2 separate regions of the Homo sapiens genome follow, and region 2 is linked to region 1. A link is a loop called in an ENCODE intact Hi-C map of the cell type or tissue named here. Cell type or tissue: heart left ventricle. All regions are shown on one strand. Links, peaks and the distances in the headings refer to the core of each region. The heading gives the core; the rest is flanking DNA.

Region 1 (11,065 bases), core at 2,792-7,791:
GTTGCCTGGATGGTCTCGAACTCCTGGCCTGAAGCAATCCTCCGCCTTGGCCTTTCAAAGTACTGGGATTACAGGCGTGAAACACCATGGCTGACCCATTTTGAACTCTGTAAATGTCCTAATTTGCTTGTTTCTGATTGTATCATATTTTTTCCTCCCCTTTTCTATTCTGTCGGGTTGTCATCGTTATTCTTGTTTGTTATTCTCCTTTTCCCTGAGAATGGTTTGGATGTGTGGCTATATCGTGAATCTATTTCCTCCATGGACAATCTCTTATTGTAGTGGTGATTTTCTTCATTTTTGCTCAAGTGAGCATTTTGCTCATCTTGTTGAAGTGGGTGAGTTTTCGGTTGTTGTTGAGAGTGGTTTCTCCCTGGCCCTTCTTTCTGGTGTTATAATGATCATCTTCCATAAATGACCCATCGATTCTTATGGAGAAGACACATACTCTACTTCGAAGGGGTGACTTCCAGGGTGTGTCTTTCCGTCCTTTCTTATCTGTTATACTCCTATCTTCCACCCAAGTGCCACTGGTTCTTCAGGCCTGTACTGTGTCACTTGTTCAGGATTCTATTATGTTAGCACAAAAGTAATTGCAGTTTTTGCCATTGAAAGTAATGGGCTGGCTGGGCAACTGGCTGGGCACTGTGGCTCACGCCTGTAATCCCAGCACTTTGGGAGGCCGGGGTGGGTGGATCACTTGAGGTCAGGAGTCCAAGACTAGCCTGACCAACATGGTGAAACTCCGTCTCTGCTAAAAATACAAAAATTAGCTGGGCATGGTGGCATATGCCTGTAATCCCAGCTACTTGGGAGGCTGAGGCAGGAGAAGTGCTTGAACCTGGGAGGCAGAGGTTGAAGTGAGCTGAGATCATGCCACTGCACTCCAGCCTGGGTGACAGAGCAAGACTCTGTCTCAAAAAAAAAAATTTTTTTTGCACCAACCTAATATTTCCTCAGGAAATTCTTGCAGCCCATCCCAATCCCACCCACCCCCCCACCTCCCCACCTAGAGTGAATGAATGGGCTGACCCATGTCCTGGACAGCACCAAGCACTCGAGTAGGGACAGCACTGGGCACTCAGCCAGACCCTGGACTCTGCCTGGGGGTTTTCAGCAGGGTCCTGAGGTCTGTGATCTGGAATTGACTCTGACTAGACTCCAAGTTGGACTCAATATGCACTCTGAGCTCCAGACAGAGCTCCAGGATGGGCCCGTCCAAGTGGAGACAGGCTCTGGTCTGGCCTCAACTTCAAGAGCCTGCCATGGCCCAGGACTCTGAGCTGGGCTGTGGGATCAGCTCAGGCCTAACCCCAGCCAAGGCCTAACCCCAGACTTTTTTTTTTGCTTGCTTTCTCCTCAGCAGTGCCCATTTCTCAAATGAAAGGCAAGCCAGTGAGCACGTGGAAGGAAACACTGGACTATTTATTGCAAAGTGAGAATTGTCAGCTTGAGAAGCAAGGAAGTGGCCAGGCCCCCAACAAAGCAATCAAGCAAGAAATGGGGTGCGGGAAATGAGCTGATGTGCAGAAACAGCCTCCTTGTCCAACTCGGGGACATTCCTCTCAAGAAACACGCTCGTGTTGTGGTGTTTGCACTGCTCTCTGGGCAGTGCGGGCAGCGTGTTCCCCAGGCTGGGGTCTCTGATGAGCACAAAGGAATTCCAAGAACCTAGAGCCTCCTCAGCAGTCAGTCTATCTGAGAAAGCAGGCCCAAGCAGTGGAAGCAGGGGGTCGCTCCTCTGGGCCTCTGCCCTGGCAGGAAATGCAGGAACTCCCCTGTCCTCAGTCTGGGACAGGTGAGCTGAGGACACCTGGAGCAGCAGGAATCCCACGAGCTCTGCTTCACCGAGCCTTCAGGATGAGGCGGGTCTTCCCATCTCCAATGAAGCACCTGCAAGAAAGATGACCCAGTAAGGTCTCTGCCCCGGAGGTGAGACCCAGCCCTTCGTCATGTCTCCAGGCTCAGAAGTCTCCAGAAAGATGACTTCCTGAGCCTCCCCAGCCTTAATAGCCAGATCCCCTTGCAGAGAGAGAGACAGTTTCCTGCTTGGTTTCTTTTTTTTTTTTTAATTGAGACAGAGTCTCACTCACCCAGGCTGGAGTACAGTAGCATGATCTCAGCTCACTGCAGCTTCCACCTCCTGGGTTCAAGCAATTCTCATACTTCAGCCTCCCGAGTAGCTGGGACTACAGACAAGCACCACCACACCTGGCTGATTTTTGTATTTTTAGTAGAGACAGGGTTTTAACCATGTTGGCCAGGCTGGTCTCCAACTCCTGACTTCAAGTGATCCACCCACCTTGGCCTCCCAAACTGCTGGGATTACAGGCGTGAACCACATGCCCGGGTCCTGCTTGGTTTCTAACCCTTTTCCTGAAGATGCTCATTGCTGCCACTCTGAAAGCCCAGAATTAAATGAAGCCGGGTGCAGTGGCTCACGCCTGTAACCCAGCGCTTTGGGAGGCAGATCACTTGAGGTCAGGAGTTGGAGACCAGCCTGGCCAACATGGTGAAGCCCCATCTCTACCAAAAAAATCACAAAAACTGGCTGGGCGCGGTGGCTCATGCCTATAATCCTAGCACTTTGGGAGGCCCAGGCAGGTGGATCACATGAGGTCAGGAGTTCGAGACCAGCCTGGTCAACACGGTGAAAACCCGACTCTACTAAAAATATAAAAATTAGCTGGGCGTGGTGGCGGCGCCTGTAGTCCCAGCTGCTTGGCAGGCTGAGGCAGGAGAATCTCTTGAACCCGGGGGCGGAGGTTGCAATAAGCCAGAATCACACCACTGCACTCCAGCCTGGGCAACAGAGGGAAACTGTCAAAAAAAGAAAAGGAGAAAGACCAAGTCCTAAAGACATTGTTTGAGCGCCACCTGAAACCACTGCTACCTGTGAAGTTTTTGATGATGTGAGCCAATGAATTCCTCTTTATGACATAAGCTATTTTGAAATAGATCTCTGTCACTTGCAACCAAAGCTCCTAGATGGAGCCATTTTCTTTGCCTCTAAAGAGGCTCCCTCTTTTCTCTTCCAAACCCAAGTGAGAGCCTAGCCCTCTAGTCCCGGACTCTCTGGGAGATGTTGCCAAGTGCCCATCCAATGGGCCGGTGACCCTGTGTCACACTCCTACCTAATGAGCAGTCCAACAAGCAGGCCAGCCAGGAGTGGGCCCAGCCAGTAGATCCAGTGGAAGTTCCAGTGGTTGGCCACCACCGCAGGTCCAAAAGCACGGGCGGGATTCATGCAGCCTCCAGACACAGGGCCCCTGCAAACACCCAGGCACCAAGGTCACCAGGATCCCAGCCAAACCCCACCTCACCTCACACTCATGTCCCCAACTAGGCCTAGTCACACACCACCCAGAAACCCTCTCTAAACTCCTACATCATGAGCTCCTGGGTAGATCCTAAAGAAGGCAGAGGGGCTATTAGCACCAGGAAGCAGAAGGCATGGCTCCCCGCTGGGCGTGCAGTCCAGCACTCCCCACACACTCCTCTAGAATGCCCAGCAAAAATGCCTACTGGGTGATGGCAGGAAGAGAAGCTGGAGCTACATTTGCTCCAAAGTCTACAAAGGAAAGTCAATCAGTTTCAATCCTTTTGGAGTCAAGCTGACCTAGATTCAAAACCCAGCCCACACATTATAAAATAACAAAAAGTGTATCATAGGATTGTTCGTGACCCAAAGAATAAATGCTTGAGGGGATGAATACCCCGTTTACTTTGACGTGATTATTACACATTGCATACCTGTATCAAAACATCTCATGTAACCTCAGCCAGACACAGAGGCTCATGCCTGAAATCCCAGCAGTTTAGGAGGCCAAGGCAGGCAGATCACTTGAGGTCAGGAGTTAGAGACCAGCCTGGCCAACATGGTGAAACCCTGTCTGTATTAAAAATACAAAGTTAGCTGGGAATAGTGGCACACGCCTGTAGTCCCAGCTACTGGGGAGGCTAAGCCAGGAGAATTGCTTGAACCTGGGGGTTGGAAGTTGCAGTGAGCCATGATCATGCCACTGCACTCCAGCCTGGGTGACAGAGCAAGACTCTGTCTCAAAAACTAAAACTAAAAATAAAATAAAATAACGAAGAGTATAAGTGGATTGTTTGTGACACAAAAAATAAATGCTTGAGGGGATGAATACCCCATTCACCTTGATGTGATAATTATGCATTGCATGCCTGTACCAAAACATCTCATGTAACCCAGAAATATATACACCTACTAGGTTCACCCACAAAGCTTTAAAAATATACATATAAAGAAAGAAAAACCCCAGCCCAGATAGTTCTAGGTGTGGGAACCTCCATGAACCTCTCTGTGTTCAGGTGAGGTGAAAGTGACTATCCCATAGGTTGTCATCAGGAGTGAATGAGAAAATGCAAATGGAGCCCACACCTCGAATATAATTAATGTACAAAAAGCATTAACTAATCTAGCTGGTCCAGATGAGGCCCTTGTTGCACCACAAGCTTAAGACCCAGAATCCTACAGGGAGACTCTTCCCCAGGTGCACTCCTCTCGTTCTGGGGCTCTGTCTTTACCCCATTCTCTCCAGCTGGGGGCCTGTAGACCTCATCCCCACCCTGTGTCCAGCTTCGAAGTCAAAAAGCTTGTAAGTAGGCGGGGCGCGGTGGCTCAGCCTGTAATCCCAGCACTTTGGGAGGCCAAGGCGGGCGGATCATGAGATCAGGAAATCGAGACCATCCTGCCTAATACGGTGAAACCCCGTCTCTACCAAAAATACAAAAAAAAATTAGCCGGGCGTGGTGGCGGACGCCTGTAGTCCCAGATACTCGTGAGGCTGAGGCAGGACAATGGCGTGAACCCGGGAAGCGGAGCTAAAAAAAAAAAAAAGGGCTTGTAAGTGAATCAAAGACCACTAGGGGGCAGCAAAGCATGGCCACAGCTTTACACACACATTCCCCAGCCTGCCCCAGGCTCCACCTCCCAAAGTTGAGGGAGAGCTGACCCAGGAGAAAGGTTAGACTTGGTTCTGTGTCCAAAAGAAAGGAAAGAGTCAGACATTAGGGAGGGGCTCCCTGGGCTGGGCACTGTGGCTCATGCCTGTAATTCCAGTACTTTTGAGAGGCCAACGCAGGAGGATGGCTTGAAGCCAGGAGTTCAAGACCAGCCTGGGCAACAGAGCGTGACCCCTATCTCTACAACAAAAATTAAAAGGGTTCACTCAGCCTCTTGTCCCAAATCTATCACTTAATTTGCCACTGCCCACTGACCTTAAATAAGTCACTTCTGTCCTCTCTAAGCCTCAGTTTCCTTATCTATAAAACGGGAGACATCATCCCCAATCTTGTCTACTTAATCCCTTCCAAAGCCTGCTGGGAGTCTAAAAATAAATGAGACAACAGCTACACATGCTCTTTGTAAGCCTGAGGCTAAAACCCGGCTGCCCGCTGACCGAATGAACACAGTTCACAGAAATGTTGTATTTACGCTACCAACATTGGAAAACATCACATACAGATTTAAATTTCTGACTTCCTTTGAATGAAAGCATCAGCCCAGACCCATGTACCCAGCAATAATTGACAAGAGCTGAACTGACTGCAGCACCTCTGACACTGCAGTCCCCACCACTCCCTGTTGTCTGCCTGATGCCAGCCCCCCTCCCCATTTGCAGCACCTTCCTGGCCCCTAATAGCAACTGAATCTGTGACCCTCAGGCCTGAAATCCCCCAGAGCTGAACAGCACAGATCTGGGCATGGTCACCCCACTGCCAAGGGACACTCACCCAGCCAGGATATCCACGGTGACGGCAAAGCCGATGGAGAACGGGGCCAGAGGGCCCTTTGTCTTCTCATTGATGGCACCCATGCATACAGCCAGGGCCAGCAGCGTCGTCAGGATGATCTCTGCCACCAACGCCCCTGCCACCTGCCCCTGCTCCTGGACTGTCACAAAGGCCGCCCCAGATGCATTCCAGAACCTCTCCTCAGGACTCACCGCCTGCACAGAGAAGCTGCTGAGCCTCACAGTGGGGCAGAGAGACAGCTGGAAACTGAGGGGAGAGGGCCTAAAAAACGCATGCTACCCACCTTAAGAGCCAGTGAAGGGTTATGTCCAATTTCAGTTAGATATACCTGCATCCACATCCCAGCTCTGCCAGATTTTACTGTGCGACCCTGCGTGAACTACTGAACCTTTCTGAGCCTCACTTTGTTCAGCTGAAAAATAGTAATGGGGCTAGGCGTGGTGGCTCACGCCAGCAACCCCAGCACTTTGGGAGGCTGAGATGGGTGGGTCACTAGAGCCCAGGAGTTTGAGACCAGCCTTGCCAACATGGTGAAACCCCATCTCCACTACAAATACAAAAATTAGCGGGGTGAAGTGGCAGGCACCTGTAATCCCAGCTGCTCAGGAGGCTGAGGCACCAGAATCACTTGAACTCTGGAAGCAGAGGTTGCAGTGAGCTGAGATCACACCACTGCACTCCAGCTTGAACAACAGAGCAAGACTCCGTCTCAAAAAAAAAAAAAAGAAAAAGAAAAAGAAAAATGGGGATAACCCAGTCATGGCTCCAGGTTACAGACCTAAAACTTATGTAACTTAGATGATCCTCTTTGAGAAAAAGAACATAAACTATCTTTTTATTTTTCTTTGACACAGAGTCTAGCTCTGTCACCCAGGCTGGAGTGCAGTGACACGATCATAGCTCACTGCAGCCTGGACCTCCTGGGCTCCAGTGTTCCTCCTACCTCAGCCTCTCATGTAGCTGGGACCACAGGTACATACCAACCATGCCCACCTAATGTTTTTTTTAAAATTTTTTGTAGAGATGGAAGGTCTTACTATGTTGCCCAGGCTGGTCTGGAACTCCTAGGCTCCAGTGATCCTCCCGCCTCTGCCTCCCAAAATGCTGGGATTACAGGCACCAGCCGCCATGCGTGGCTAAAAATACCTTACTCTTAGAAACTTTACAAACACATATGATCAGGTGAACTCATTGCTAAGCCCCCACAGGACCGTGGAAGGGGCATGTGCAGGAGAGCCCTGAAGCCTGAGCTCAATTATTTCTATGGGCGATCGGCCTCAGGGCTATCACAGCCCCGAAGGGGAAAGACAGTGCAGTGCACAAGCTTCTGGACTCTGGATCCAGTCGGGGCTGTGCTGCTTACAGGCACGTCTGAACTTGAGCAAGTTACCTGCTTCTCTGCACCTCTGTTTTCTCATCTATAAAATAGGGATGATACTGACAGCTCCCAGCTCACAGACAAGGCCGTTGGTGTGCCTGGCACAAGGTAAGCGCTCTCTATGAACTGACTATGGTTTTTCATAAAGTTGCTGGGAGATGAAATAAGAGAATATGTGTAAAACATTTAGCAGGAAGAATGTGCTTAGGGAACCCTGCTGCCCCGCAGCTGTCAGAACCATGTTTGACAGGTTTTAAGTGGCAGGGCTTGAGCTCGAGTCTGGCCACTGCTTTTCAGAGCAGAAGCCGAGAAGGAAGGTCCCGGGCGTGTTCCATAGACAGGGGAACAGGCTGTGGCTCTCAAATTGGGACATGGAGAGACCACAGCAGGGGATGACAGTAAAGTGAGGCTTGAGAACAAAGTCTGCGGTGGGTCAGCACTTACAGCTTCAGACCCTATCACAGCCAAGCTGACAGAGCTCCCCCATCCACCACCCCCCACACACACACCAAGCAAGGCCCACATCTTGAAGGGCTTGAAGTATCCCTGGCTGAACCAAGACTTAAGGGCAAAAGAAAAGAAAGAAAGAGAGGGAAAAAAAAGAAAAAGAGGGATGAAGGGAGAAAGTCTATCCATGGATTTATGCATAAAGCTATGAAAACTCTGTGGCTGGCCAGGCTCGGTGGCTCATGTCTGTAATCCCAGCACTTTGGGAGGCCAAGGCAGGAAGATCACTTGAGGCCAGGAGTTGGAGGCCAATGTGGTCAACACAGCGAGAGCCCACCTCTACAGAAAAAAATTTTTTTTAATTTATTTATTTTTTATTGATAATTCTTGGGTGTTTCTCACAGAGGGGGATTTGGCAGGGTCATAGGACAATAGTGGAGGGAAGGTCAGCAGATAAACAAGTGAACAAAGGTCTCTGGTTTTCCTAGGCAGAGGAAATTAGTTGGGTGTGGTGACACACACCTGTAGTCCCAGCTACTCAAGAGGCTGAGGCAGGAGGATCACTTGAGCCCAGGAGGTCGAGCCTGCAGTGAGCTATGATTGCACCACCACACTCCAGCCTGGACAACAGAGTGAGACCCTATCTCTAAAATAAAAAAGAGAGGCCGGGCACAGTGGCTCATGCCTGTAACCCCAGCACTTTGGGAGACCAAGGCAGGTAGATCACTTGAGCTCAGTAGTTCAAGACCAGCCTGGCCAACATGATGAAACCCCGTCTCTACTAAAAATACAAAAATTAGCTGGGCATGGTGGCATGCGCCTGTAATCCCAGTTACTCAGGAGGCTGAGGTGGGAGAATTGCTTGAGCCCAGGAGGCAGAGGTTGCAGTGAGCCAAGATCAGGCCACTGCACTCCAGCCTGGGTGACAGAGCAAGACTCCATCTCAAAAAAACAAACAAATAAAAAATACAATAAAATGCAATAAGAAAGAAAGAGAGAAGAAAAACGTCCACCAATTCCACTGGCAGAAACAAGCAAAAGATTGGACATTTCCCCACTCCCCACTGTCCCACACACACACCCACATATGCACCTCCAGCAGCCCCATCAGAGAGGAAGACTAGCCCAGCCCCTGGGGTTTACCCACCTTGGCCAAGGCAGCCCCGAGCATCCCCCCGAGCAGCTGTGAGACCCAGTACGGGAGGAGCATCACCAGGTTGAGGCCTCCGATCAGCATGGCTGCCAGGGACACCGCAGGGTTGAAGTGTCCACCACTGTAACCCACAAGAGCAGAGGAAGTCATGAGCCCAGGGCTGACCACATGGCTGGCACTTGAGACAGTGTGTCCCAGCCAACCCACCAGGCTGGCCTCTCAGGGCAAGAGTCAGTCCGGGGCCCAGCTCAAATACAAAGAGGCACCAAATTGCTTCCATTTTCCCTGAGATGCCAGGCAGAGGGTAAGAGATAAAGGGCAGCCTCTAAGTCCAAAGCCCAGCCCCCAGGATGGCCCTGGAGGAAGAGCGTGTAGGGAGACCATCCCTTAACTCCTCCCTGACTCCCTCCAAGCCTCCCTCCAGCCCTTCAGAGATGTGGCCACAGGTCAGATTGAGATACCAAGGCTCCAAGTTAGTAGCCCAAGAGCGGTATCCAGGCCTCCCCTTATGATTTGTTTGATTTTACGAGACGGAGTCTTGCTCTGTCGCGCGGGCTGCAGTGCAATGGTGTGATCTCGGCTCACTGCAGCTTCCACCTTTTGAGTTCAAGCAATTCTTCTGACTCAGCCTCCTAAGTAGCTGGAACTACAGGTGTGTGCCACCACGCCTGGCTTATTTTTGTATTTTTAGTAGAGACGAGGTTTCACCATGTTGGTCAGGCTGGTCTCAAACTCCTGACCTCAAGCGATCCACCCACGTCGGCCTCCCAAAGTGCTGGGGTTACAGGCACGAGCTACCGTGCCCGGCCCGGGTCTCCCTTTATGAGTAGCTAGGCCCTGAATAAGACCTCCTGATTGGTTGAACTGCTCAGCCAGTGAAAACCCTACTTGTGGTCTGAAAGTGTGATGGGTGTAAAATGCAGATTTGGAGTTCAGGCTGAAAATGGCATTGAGAATCACGGGGTGGAGTTGGAGGTTCATGACCAGGTTAGGGATTGGGATTGGGAGTTTGGGGTGTGGAAGGGAATTAGACAAGTCAGAACCTGAGGTCAAAGGGCAGGTTGCAGTTGATCAGCCACCCCCTGGCTCATGGGTAAAGAGCCTTCGTGTTCACCAAGATGTTCAACCAGCCCAGGCCCCAGAGCCAGGGTGGCTGCACTCACATCAGTGTCCCAACCAGTCCCACTCTGATGGAGGAAATATTGTCACAGTTTGGCCTCCTGAATCCATCTGGTTTCCAGGAATGGATACTCCCCAATGAGAGAGAAAGGGACCCCAAGACTCCCCATGTCACTTGAGAACCAAAGTGCCCCCCTAATGTAAAGAGCCCACCAATGAGCTTACCCATCCTCCAAAGGACATAGGACATTCAGTTGAGACTGGGCAGAGGACCTCAGCTCTGCCCAAAAGGACTTTGTCCAACACCCTGATAGCTCGAGACCAGCTACCCCAACTTGTCTGGCTCAGCTCTGGGCCCAGGCCCTCAGATAAGCTCCATGCACGGTTTGATTTGATTTGTTTTTTGTTTTTTGTTTTTTTTTTTGAGACAGGGTCTCCCTTTGTCACCCAGGCTGGAGTGCAATGGTGCAATCTCGGCTCACTGCAACCTCCGCCTCCTGGTTTCAAGCGATTCTTCTGCTTCAGCCTCCCAAGTAGATGGGATAACGGGGCTGCCACCACGCCCGGCTAATTTTTGTATTTTTGGTAGAGACGGGGTTTCACCATGTTGGCCAGGTTGGTCTCGAACTCCTGACCTCAGGTGATTCACCTGCCTCGGCCTCCCAAAGTGCTGGGATTACAGGCGTGAGCCACTGCGCCTGACCTCCATGCATGGTTTGAAAGCACCAGCCAGTGCTCAGACTCCACAGGTTGGGAAGAGGGGCAGCCAGGCCTACTTGGCCTCAAGTAGCTTAGCCTGGGCTCTGCTGAGATACACAGATGAAGTCAGGGTGAGGCGGCTTCCCAGGGGAGCCCCAAAGGGGAGAGAAACTGTCACCCAGAGCATGGCTCTATCAGGAGGGCCAGGTGACGAAAACCACACATTTCCTGGTTTACACTCATTAGCAATAAAACAATCAAGACACATTCATTCATTCATTCATTGTTCACTCAGCATATATTTCTCTGACACTTACTGTGTGCCAGGGGCTGTGCTGGGTGCTTATAACTTACATACATAGCTTATCCTGGATCCAGTGAACAACCTCAAAGTCAGTGTCTGGCACGCAATAGGTGCTGAATAAATATTTGTCAAAAAAGCCAAACAGAGAGGCAGTATTTGCAGTGCCAAAGAGATGGTCTTTCCA
Region 2 (11,065 bases), core at 3,121-8,120, 290 kb after region 1:
CCTCAGCCTCCCAACTGGGACTATAGTAGTGCATCCCCATGCCCAGCTAATTTTTTTAAATTTTTGTAGAGACGAGGTCTCACTGTGTTGCCCAGGCTGGTCTTCAATCCTGGTCTCAAGCAGTCCTCCCTCCCTAACCTCCCAAAGTGCTGGGATTACAGGCATGAGCCACCATGCCCAGCCAATTTACATATTTTCATTTCCTTGTGACATTCCATTTGTTTAATCAAGGCTAAATGTATTATTTAAGACAATAATTAGTCTTAATGCAGAAGGACAAATGGAATGTCAGTTACTTTGCTTTTTTTTTTTTTGAGACAGCATCTCGCTCTGTCAGCCAGGCTGGAGTGCAGTGGCATGATCTTGACTCACGGCAACCTCCACCTCCTGGGTTCAAGCGATTCTCCCACCTCAGCCTCCAGAGTAGCTGGGACTACAGGCATGCGCCACCACGCCTGGCTAATATTTGTATTTTTAGTAGAGACGGGGTTTCACCTTGTTGGCCAGGCTGGTCTTGAACTCCTGACCTCAAGTGATCCATGTGCCTCAGCCTCCCAAAGTGCTGGCGTTACAGGCGTGAGTCACTGTGCCTGGCCTGCTGTTTGTTTTTTATACTGTATTCTGTAGGTATTTTTATGTACATTACACTAATGTTATTCACTCTTTGGTGACCTTGACAAAATGGAGCTACAGAGTTTGGTATAAAAAGTTCTGGGCCAGGAAACAGGAAGCCTGAATTCTGATCTCTATCCTGCTGCTACCAACTCTGGACTTCGAGTAGTCATTTAGCCTCTGAGTTCTCCTTCTTCAGTCCAAGTTATTGATAATAATCAAGCCCTTTATCATTTAGGGTCTTATTTTGCCATGGCTTTTGCTTAGTTTTGTACAGTGTATATGTCAACATGTAAAAGCCATTTCATGGTATTAAGTACTGCCCAATTTAAGTCCAAACGCAGTAGAACTGAAAACTCCGCATTGGTTGCTTTGAAATGGTCTCTCTGATGATACTGGAGTGGCAGAGTCGTTGGAGTCCAGTCTGATGCAACGAATCTCATAAAATAAATAGTCCTATAGTCCCGGCTACTCAGGGTGCTGAGGCAGGAGAGGATTGCTTGAGTCCAGAAATTTGAGACCAACCTGGGCAACATAGCAAGACCTCATCTCTTAAAAAAAAAATGGCACCAAGTAAACATTAGCTCTTTATATGGCACCAAGTAAACATTAGCTTTATAAGCCCAGTGTGAGCTAGTTAGAATTTCAGATCCTTTTCCTGCCTGCCGAAGTGAAAACTCTGCTTGGAATCTTATGTTTTATGTGCAGTATGTTCAGATTTTCTAGCTGGGATTGTCTGACGTCTAACTTGACTTTTACTCCTCTTAGTCCTCCCAAACCGAAGGACCCTGTATCTGCAGCTGTGCCAGCACCAGGGAGAAACAACAGTCAGATAGCATCTGGCCAAAATCAGCCCCAGGCAGCTGCTGGCTCCCACCAGCTCTCCATGGGCCAACCTCACAATGCTGCAGGGCCCAGCCCGCATACACTGCGCCGAGGTAAGCAGCCACCGTCCTCCTTGCCCTCAGGGAAGCCTGTGCAGACCTCCTTAAGTTAGTGCAAGGATTCAGATGGTGAGGTTTGTGGCCAGATCTTTTCTATGTCTGTTGTAAAATCCCAAGCAGAAAATTCAGTCATTCAAGAGAAAAGTCATTAAAGAAAAAGGAAAAAATAGAGAACAGAAAAGCAGACATTTAGTTTTTCCTTAGGCGTGACAAAGCTTAACAAACAGTCAGTTCTGCAGAAATGCTCCCAGTTTTCCTGGTGTCCCAAGCCCTCGCTCTGTTTGGAGACTACCACAGCCTCTGTACTTCTCAGCTTTGTGGGTCTGGGAGGCACTTTTGCTTCGGAATTGGGGTGAAGGCTTTCTAGGTCCTGATTAACAGAATCTGAACTGCTCCCACCTGTCTTCCCTGCAGTCCTCCACCCAGCAGCCAGGGGAATTGCTTTAAAACTCCAAGCAGATCATGTCGTCTCTTGGTTAAACTCTTCAGTGGCTTCCATGCGAACTTCTCACCCTGGGTTCTCTGTGCTTTGGTGGGGCCTACCTCTGAGCCCAGAGCTTACACTCCCTCCTCTCAACACACTCCACTCTTGGTTCCTTGAATGAACTAAGTTCATCCCCTCCTTAGGGCTTCCAGAACATTCTGTCCCATATCTTCACATGGTTTCTTCTTACCATTCAGGTCTCACCTCAAAAATCACTTCTTCCAGCTGGGCGTGGTGGCTCACACCTATAATCCCAGCACTTTGGGAGGCTGAGGCAGGAAGATCGCTTGAGGCCAGGAGTTGGAGACCAATCTGGTCAACATAGTGAGAGCCCACCTCTACAAAAAAAATTTTAAAAATTATCTGGGTGTGGTGACACACACCTATAGTCCCAGCTACTCAGGAGGCTGAGGCAGGAGGATCACTTGAGCCCAGGAGGTCGAGCCTGCAGTGAGCTATGATTGCACCACCGCACTCCAGCCTGGACAACAGAGTGAGACCCCATCTCTAAAATAAAAAAGAGAGGCCAGGCGCAGTGGCTCACACCAGTAATCCCAGCACTTTGGGAGGCCGGGGTGGGTGGATCACTTGAGCCAGGAGTTCAAGCCTGGCCAACATGGTGAAACCCCATCTCTACTAAAAATACAAAAATTAGCCGGGCATGGTGCTTGCACGCCTGTGGTCCCAGCTACTCAAGAGGCTGAGGCAGGAGAATTGCTTGAACCTGGGAGGCAGAGGTTGCAGTGAGCCAAGATTGTGCCACTGCACCCCAGCCTGGCCAACAGAGCAAGACTCTGTCCCGAAAAAAGAAAAAAAAATGGATTAAATTCACTGTGTCTGTCTATAGAAGCATGGTCTTTACAAAGCACTACACAAATGTTAGTGGAATTTCTACAAATCATAGGCAGGGAGGCAAATCCGAGTCCACTGCTTGGTTGCAGACCCCCACTTTATTCTTCTTCAGGCTGCCTCTCTGGGCCCTGTCATCTTATCAGGATCTCAGCTGATCCTTGAGGGAAGTTAGTCTTCTGGACCTAGATTCCAGGTGTGACTCTGGTTTTGGATTAAGAAGACTCTTTTCCTTATAGCCGCATTCAGAGTCTTTCATGCTTCCCGAAATCACAGCTCCCAGGCTTCTTCGCAGGATGGGTTTGATTCTTTTTTCCTTCCCCACCCCCTGCGCCTCTGAGGTGGTCTCAGACAAGGCCTCCATTTCTCCCAGCCCCCTCCCCCTGACACTTTGCTCCCACGCTCCCTCTCCCCATCCTCTTCACACCCTTAAATTTCAGGAACGAGCTTTTATTCAGTATGACTTTACAATTAGTATTGCTTAGAACAGAAAACTAGACTTTTTTTTTAAATGCCGATGGCAGTCTGGAGTACAGCTAATGTAAGCTGGTTGGTGGTTTCTGAGTTCCAGGGTTGAAAGTTCCAGACCAGTGTAGCAGAGTAGACTTTACCCTTTTTTCTTTTTTTTTTTCCTTTCTTATGTTTTTTAGAGGCAGGGTCTCGTTTTCTCACCCATGCTGGAATGCAGTGGCGTGATAATAGCTCACTGCATCCTCCAGCCACTGGACTCAAGTGATCCTCCCACTTTGGCCTCTCAAAGTGCTGGTACTACAGGCACATGCCACCATGCCTGGCTGCTTTATTTTTTTGTAGAGTCGGGGTCTCACTGTGTTGCCCAGGCTGGTCTTGAGTGATCTTCCTGCCTCAGCCAGTCAGAGTGCTGGGAATACAGGCATGAGCCACCGAGACTTTACCCTTTTCAATCCTGAATTCTGGGCCCTGTAAACAGGCAGCCGGGGAATAGGGGAAGGAGGAAGAGGAAAAAGCATTCAGGGAGTCCACATGTCATGGGCAGGAGTCTCAGTTCTGCCCCTTACTAGCTGTGTGACCTATTACCAAACACTGGCCCTCTTCAAGCCTCAGTTTTCTTCTCTGTGAAAATGGGGATAACAGAGCTTGCCCTGCAATGAGCTTATGAAACTTGAATGAGATAATTTATATAAATTATAATGTGCATAATTTATATAAAAGGCCTTACTTGGTACTGGTGATAAGAGTGATACATGTTCATTTCTTTCCTTCATTTCCTTCTCCTTCTTTCTTAGAGAACCAGTAGGATCTTAGCAGAGTTTGAAAAAGGCTAAAATCTCTCCTTTCCCCCTACCCCTCCCAGCCCAAAACCAGAGCCCCAGATCTGTTGTTTTCCCTCCTGCCCTCATCAGTCCCAGGTTCCTATCCCTGATCTCAGCTGGTGTAGGGAGGAGAGTGATGTGATTCAGCTCTCTTTAGAGAAATAATTCTAAGGCAACTCTTCCAGATTTATTCATGCTTTTGTCCAGGACATATCTATTAACTCAAATGGTTGCGGAATTGGTAGAAATTCTGTTATTAAGACCAATCAAACCAATCAAACTCTCAAGGAGAAGGTGGCTTGGGATCAGGGGTCATGTTATATCAGGGTGAACTAGTCATGCTTGGTGGTCCCTCCTGGCTGTTCTGCCTCTTTCTGCGTCTTCCCATGGGGCCCTAATGAGGAGGCTGCTAAGTGGGCTGAGGGCAGCACTTCCGTGTCATTGGGGTGGCCTCTGTTAACAGTTTTCTTCTTATTGAACTTTCAAAACGATAGGCCTTTAAAGCCCTTTCAAATGTGCATAATGTACTTAATTTTTAAAATAAACTTGTTTGTTTGGAGTAATTTTGAATTTATAGAAAAGTTGCAAAGATAATGCTGAGAGTTCCCATATGCCCCTTACTCAGTTTCCCCTGTTGTTAATGTGTTACATGACCATGGCACATTTACCCCAGCTCAGAAGTCAACATTGGGCTAGTCCCCCCATCCCCCCCAACTTTTTTTTTTTTTTTGAAATGGTCTCACTCTGTTGCCCAGGCTGGAATTCAGTGGTGTGATCACTGCAGCCTTGGACTTCCCAGGCTCATGGGATCCTCCCACCTCAGCCTCATGAGTAGCTGGGATTACAGGCGCATGCCACCACGCCCGGCTAATTTTTGTAGTTTTTTGTAGAGATGGGGTTTTGCCACGTTGCTCAGGCTGGCCTTGAACTCCTGCACTCAAGTGATCCGCCTGCTTTGGCCTCCCAAAGTGCTGAGATCACAGGCGTGAGCCACTGCACCTTGCGGTTCATTACCATTAACTAGACTCCACATTTTGTTCAGATTTCCCTAGTTTTTCCACTCATGTCCATTTTCTGTCCCAGGATCTCATCCAGGAGCCCACATTATATGTAGTCATCGTATCTTCTTCGTCTCCTGCTGTCTGTGACATGTTCTCCGTCTTTCTGTGCTTTTCTATGGCCTTGATGGTTTTGGAGAGTACTGGTCAGGCATTTTGAAGAAAGGCCTTCAATTTGTGTTTGTCAGATGTTCTTCTGATGGGTTATGGGCTTTGGGGAGGAAGACACAGTGTGGTGCCCTCCTGACCACCTCTCATCAGAGGTACATGATGCTGGTGTACCTTATTACTGGTGATGTTAAATTTGGGCTCCTGGCCAGGGTTGGTTGCTGCCTCACTGTTCCTACTGAAAGGTGTTTTTTCTCTTTTTGTGCAGCTGTTAAAAAACCCGCTCCAGCACCCCCGAAACCGGGCAACCCACCTCCTGGCCACCCCGGGGGCCAGAGTTCTTCAGGAACATCTCAGCATCCACCCAGTCTGTCACCAAAGCCACCCACCCGAAGCCCCTCTCCTCCCACCCAGCACACGGGCCAGCCTCCAGGCCAGCCCTCCGCCCCCTCCCAGCTCTCAGCACCCCGGAGGTACTCCAGCAGCTTGTCTCCAATCCAAGCTCCCAATCACCCACCGCCGCAGCCCCCTACGCAGGCCACGCCACTGATGCACACCAAACCCAATAGCCAGGGCCCTCCCAACCCCATGGCATTGCCCAGTGAGCATGGACTTGAGCAGCCATCTCACACCCCTCCCCAGACTCCAACGCCCCCCAGTACTCCGCCCCTAGGAAAACAGAACCCCAGTCTGCCAGCTCCTCAGACCCTGGCAGGGGGTAACCCTGAAACTGCACAGCCACATGCTGGAACCTTACCGAGACCGAGACCAGTACCAAAGCCAAGGAACCGGCCCAGCGTGCCCCCACCCCCCCAACCTCCTGGTGTCCACTCAGCTGGGGACAGCAGCCTCACCAACACAGCACCAACAGCTTCCAAGATAGTAACAGGTAAGTAGGACATCAATGCCCGTATTTCCTCGTCTGCTCTACATTGCTTTTGTACTACTACATTTTATTTAAGCTTTGATTTATGCCAGGTGTCAGCAAACTACACCCGCAAGCCAAACCAAACCTGTCCTGCAGCCAGTTTTTGTCATTAAAGTTTTATTGGAACACAGCTACACCCATTTGTTAACATATTGTCTGTGGCTGCATTGGTGCTGAAACAGCAGAGCTGGGTAGTCGTGACCAAAGATCCTGTGGCCCACAAAGTTGGAAACATTTACTGCCTGGTCCTTTAAGTTTGCCGACCCCTGACTTATAGTTGCTTGTGTGTTTAAGACCTATGTACGTTTACATTTTTCTCAACATAATGGCTTTTATTCCAGGTGGAAGGTATTTTACAACACGAGCATGAACTTTATTTCTTAGTGAATTCCTCATTAAAATGCTTAAACAGTACTTCTAAGAGTAAAAGTGTTCATATTAAGTACAGAATTTCAGGTATAACTTTAAAAAACATGATTTATGCCAAATTGAATGCTCCAGAAGGGAGATCTCAGGGCACTGTCATGTTCTAATGGCTTGGGAGGGAAGAATCAAGATTTTCCTGTAGACCCAGTGGGAACCTGTTTGGAAGTGGTGGTGATTGTACAGGTTTTAGTGGGCTACCTAATGGCATATTTTTAATAGTCTAGAACATGACCATTTTATTTAACATTTCAAGAATATTTCCATCCCAAATGCTCTAATTTATTATTTAATTTAAGGATGAATATGGGGGTTTCTAGTGTGTTTTTAAAAATGGTAATTAGGGGCCTCAAATAATTTCTTACAGCAGCCTAGTTTAAATTGTTCTAAGTGGAGGCACTTTCGGAAAAGAAGCTGAAATACACCTCTGGGCTTTCCAACCATATTGAGTGACTTTGCAGCTAAAAATGTGCCAAGGTTTCCATTAACCCAAAGGGTGACGGTTAACTGATTCTAACAGCTTTTGATAACTTTTTTCAGGAATATAATACATAATTTGCACATGTTATAAATGGTTAATAACTTTTTTTCTGATGCCATCAGAGCTTTTATTTTGAAAACAACAAAGCCATGTTGGTTTGTTTGTTTTGTTTCCCAATAGATGCCCTTCCTAGTGCCCTCACAGGTGGGGAAGGTTTCCAGGACTAAGGTCTGTAATGGCCCCGAGCAGCTTGCCCCATAGCTCGCCCCACAGCTCCAAATGCTCCTGCTTAGCCGTGTTTTGCATATGTGCTTTTGACCATGTGCTCAGGAGCAGCCGTTTGACCGTGTGCCCTGACAGCCAATAGGCCATCCATTCTGTAGCATATTGACATTTCTTTATTTTTATCAGAAGCACTTTGAGCTGCAGTGCTTCAAATTCGAGGAGTAGATGTCAGTAGATCAAGAGCCTGATTTCAAGCTGCTCTTGAAGAGTATCTTCTTTCTTAGGGGCCAAGCACAGTGGCTCGTGCCTCTAATCCCAGTACTTTGAGTGGCTGAGGCAAGAGGATTGCTTGAGCTCAGGAGTTCGAGACTGCAGTGGGTAGTGATTGTGTCACTGCACACTGCAGTCCAGCCTGCATGACAGAGTGAGACCCTGCCTCTTTTTAAAAAAAAAAAAAAAAAGGAATATCTTCTATCTTTTTGGTGAGCCTCTTAGCAGCAGTCTACTCTTCCCAGTGTGATTTACCTGTCACTGATGGGCTCACCAGCATCCAACCAAAGAGGACCCAGGTGCAGTCAGCACGGGAGGAAATTGTGTCCTTTGTGTCTTGAGCTTTAATTTTAAATTTTTGTATTTTAAGTGCAAGTTAACTGCATGGAGCTTCTTAATTTGATATTTTAAATTCTCAAGACCAAAAAATTAAAAAAAATCTTCCGCCAAATACCCTACACTGAATTATTTTAAATTCCTTTGCATCCTAGCATGCTTACGTTTTGCTTTATTAAACCATATGAGCTTTTTAAAAGGCACTGTGAGCTCATCTAAGTCTGCCGCTGGGTCTACATGTGGACAGCATAAGGCCCTCATCATATGTACAGCTGCTTTAATCAGCTGGCCTGAGCCTTAGGCCTACTGTGGGCCCCTTAGCCAGAGTGCTCACAGCTTAGGTCTGAGTAAGACTTTCTGTAGGAACCGTAAGTGGAAAACCAGAGTGTAGCCTTCAAAACAGGGAGGAGGCCCGGGTGCGATTCCACAATTTCATGCTTGTGACACACCAAAATGTTATTATCAGATATTTCCTTTTATTTAAATGAAAGATTGCAAACCAGAATTATGCCTATTTTTTAATACCATTGTTACCCGGGGTGTATTTATTCCACAAGTTTAGTTTACTGATCTGCTACAACACTGTAATATACTGCCTGTAATTATTAGATAAGTGAAATTTTACATTAAAAATGTGTTTCCCGAAGATACTAGCTATTTAAAAACCGGTCTATGCTATGAATTCTCCTAACTCAAGAAATTCCAGGTTACCAGAGTTATCTTTGTATTACAGAATTAACCTGTACTATCTTAAAATCCCCTGGCCTCCCACTGAAAGTACACAGAAGGCCAACATTTAGAATTTTTTAATCTGCTAGTATTGATCATACTGCTATTAACCATTCTTGGATGTAGCCATTGGGTTTTTCAAGGAGGAAAAAATATATAACTTCCTTGGACAGGATGGTCCTTTATTATGACATAATGTTTTCACTTAGAAAACTTTAGATGGACAAATTCCTGAAAACAGGTTATTCCTTTAGAATTGGATTAAGTTAGAGTTTTAAAGAGTTGGGTTAAGGCTAATGGGATTAAGATAAACTCTTGGGGGGAGATTATTGCTGCCAAGCAGGTTTGGCAGCCAACTTCTCACAGCTCAGCACCAGCACTGGAGGATGCCGGCATTCTGGCATCATTTTGAGTCTCCTGTTAATTGTGACTCTAGAGAGCAGTAAGAGTTTTAATTCCCATGTAAAAGAGTTTACATCTTGCTATTTTTGAAGTAATAGATTTTAGCAAAGAGTATTCTAATTTAAACATTTTATTAAATAATTTAGATGTATGACCTGCCATATTCAGTAAGAACTGAGATTGGAATATTTAATGGTAAGGAAAAGGCACCTGATTGGCCAATGCATTTTTGCTACTTGATGATCATATTTGTGCACTCATGCCTGTTACTAACTGGCCACCCTAACCCTGCCTGCTTGCATCCCTACTAATAGTGCATGCACTGAAGGAGGACTGGCTTTGTTGATGCTTGCTGCAATGATTCGGAATACTAAGTGTGTACCCAGATGTGGAACAGGTGGTCACAGGGCTGTCCTTGTTACTTCTTTAATTTCCATTCTTTTCCATATCAGGCAAGCTTGAGGTATAGTAGGAAGAACACACATTATGGAGTCAGACCTGACTGAGTTAGAATTTCAGCTCTTGGTATAACATAGGCTAGGCACAACCTGGCTGATCTGTAAAGTGGTGACATCTGTCTAAATTGTTGAAGATGAAATAAGAGAAAGTCCAAGATTATTCTGTTAGCCAGTTACAGTTCTTAATATACGCGCAATCTCGGCTCACTGCAAGCTCCGCCTCCCAGGTTCAAGCAATTCTCCTGCCTCAGCCTCCTGAGTACCTGGGATTATAGGCGCCTGCCACCACATCTGGCTATTTTTTTTATTTTTAGTAGAGACGGGGCTTCACCATGTTGGCCAGGCTGGTCTCGAACTCCTGACCTTAGGTGATCCGGCCTCCTCAGCCTCCCAAAGTGCTGGGATTATAGGTGTGAGCCATTGTGCCTGGCCTGCTATTTATCATTTTTATCTAGAAGAAAATAGTTTTAATCAGATTTCTATGTTAGATTCACATATCAGGGTTTTAAAAACTCATACGCCCGGACCCGGCCTTCTAGGACCCAAACACAGGAGACTGGGGGTGGAACCCAGGTATCCATATTTTGATTCTGATGCACCACTTGGTTTTTTGAATCTCACTTCTTTCATGGGTTAAAAAGACAATGCTCTGCAGAAGGAGATAACATATACATTCATATAATTTAGTGAGCCTGAGACTGTCTGTGAGGCGTTAGTCCACTGTACCACAGATAGACCAAATCACTCACAAAGTAGCCATAAGCCTGGACACTTTGCTGGCTAATTTCATAGTGTTTGCTTTTTAAACTCTCACCCTTCTTATGTCATGTAAGTAATGCCTTTTTAAAAATAAGCATGAGCTGGGGCACGGTGGCTCACGCCTGTAATCCCAGCACTTTGGGAGGCTGAGGCGGGTGGATCACTTGAGGTCAGGAGTTCAAGACCAGCCTGGCCAACATGGGGAAACCCCATCTCTACTGAAAATACAAAAAGTTAGCTGGGTGTCGTGGTGGGTGCCTGTAATCCCAGCTACTTGGGAGGCCAAGGCAGGAGAACTGCTTGAACCCAGGAGGTGGAGGTCGCAGTGAGCTGAGATCGTGCCACTACACTCCAGCCTGGGTGACAGAGTGAGACTCTGTCTCAAATAAATAAAAATAAGCATGGATATTAAAACTCTTGAGAAATGGAAATAATAAGAAATCAACTGTAGCTATACAATTGAAAAAGTCTGCCATTTATATTCTACTTTTTTTCTTTTCTCCTCTTCTCTTCTCTTCTCTTCTCTTTTCTTTTCTTTTCTTTTTTTTTTTTCAGACGGAGTCTCACTCTGTTCCCCAGGCTGGAGTGCAGTGGCACGATCTTGGCTCACTGCAAGCTCCGCCTCCTGGGTTCACACCATTCTTCTGCCTCAGCCTCCCGAGTAGCTGGGACTACAGGCGCCCACCACCACGCCCAGCTAATTTTTT

Evidence for each region. A loop is a pair of places that touch in the nucleus more often than their neighbours do. Peaks named below come from ENCODE experiments on the same cell type or tissue, not always from the same donor. Only the 100,000 strongest peaks of a DNase experiment are listed, where the experiment ranks them.
Region 2: a loop joins it to region 1, with 3 times the contacts of the local background. A loop is called at or near these places in 5 of 110 quality-filtered maps.

What each region holds. Positions count from the first base shown.
Region 1 is chr16:25,219,272-25,230,336 of GRCh38, reverse strand. AQP8 (aquaporin 8) reads right to left here. Exons shown (of 6, transcript NM_001169.3): 3 at 8,754-8,880; 4 at 5,761-5,975; 5 at 3,135-3,269; 6 at 1,405-1,893. The coding sequence ends at 1,845. Among named protein-coding and RNA genes, the nearest start is that of AQP8, 7.9 kb to the right of the region's middle. In heart left ventricle, for the core only: a CTCF peak has its summit at 4,891 (motif pointing right); a DNase peak (open chromatin) is centred at 4,916.
Region 2 is chr16:24,925,955-24,937,019 of GRCh38, reverse strand. It overlaps ARHGAP17 (Rho GTPase activating protein 17), which reads left to right. Exons shown (of 20, transcript NM_001006634.3): 18 at 1,381-1,550; 19 at 5,616-6,236. Among named protein-coding and RNA genes, the nearest start is that of ARHGAP17, 84 kb to the left of the region's middle. In heart left ventricle, for the core only: no CTCF peak of the experiment used is centred there; a DNase peak (open chromatin) is centred at 5,840.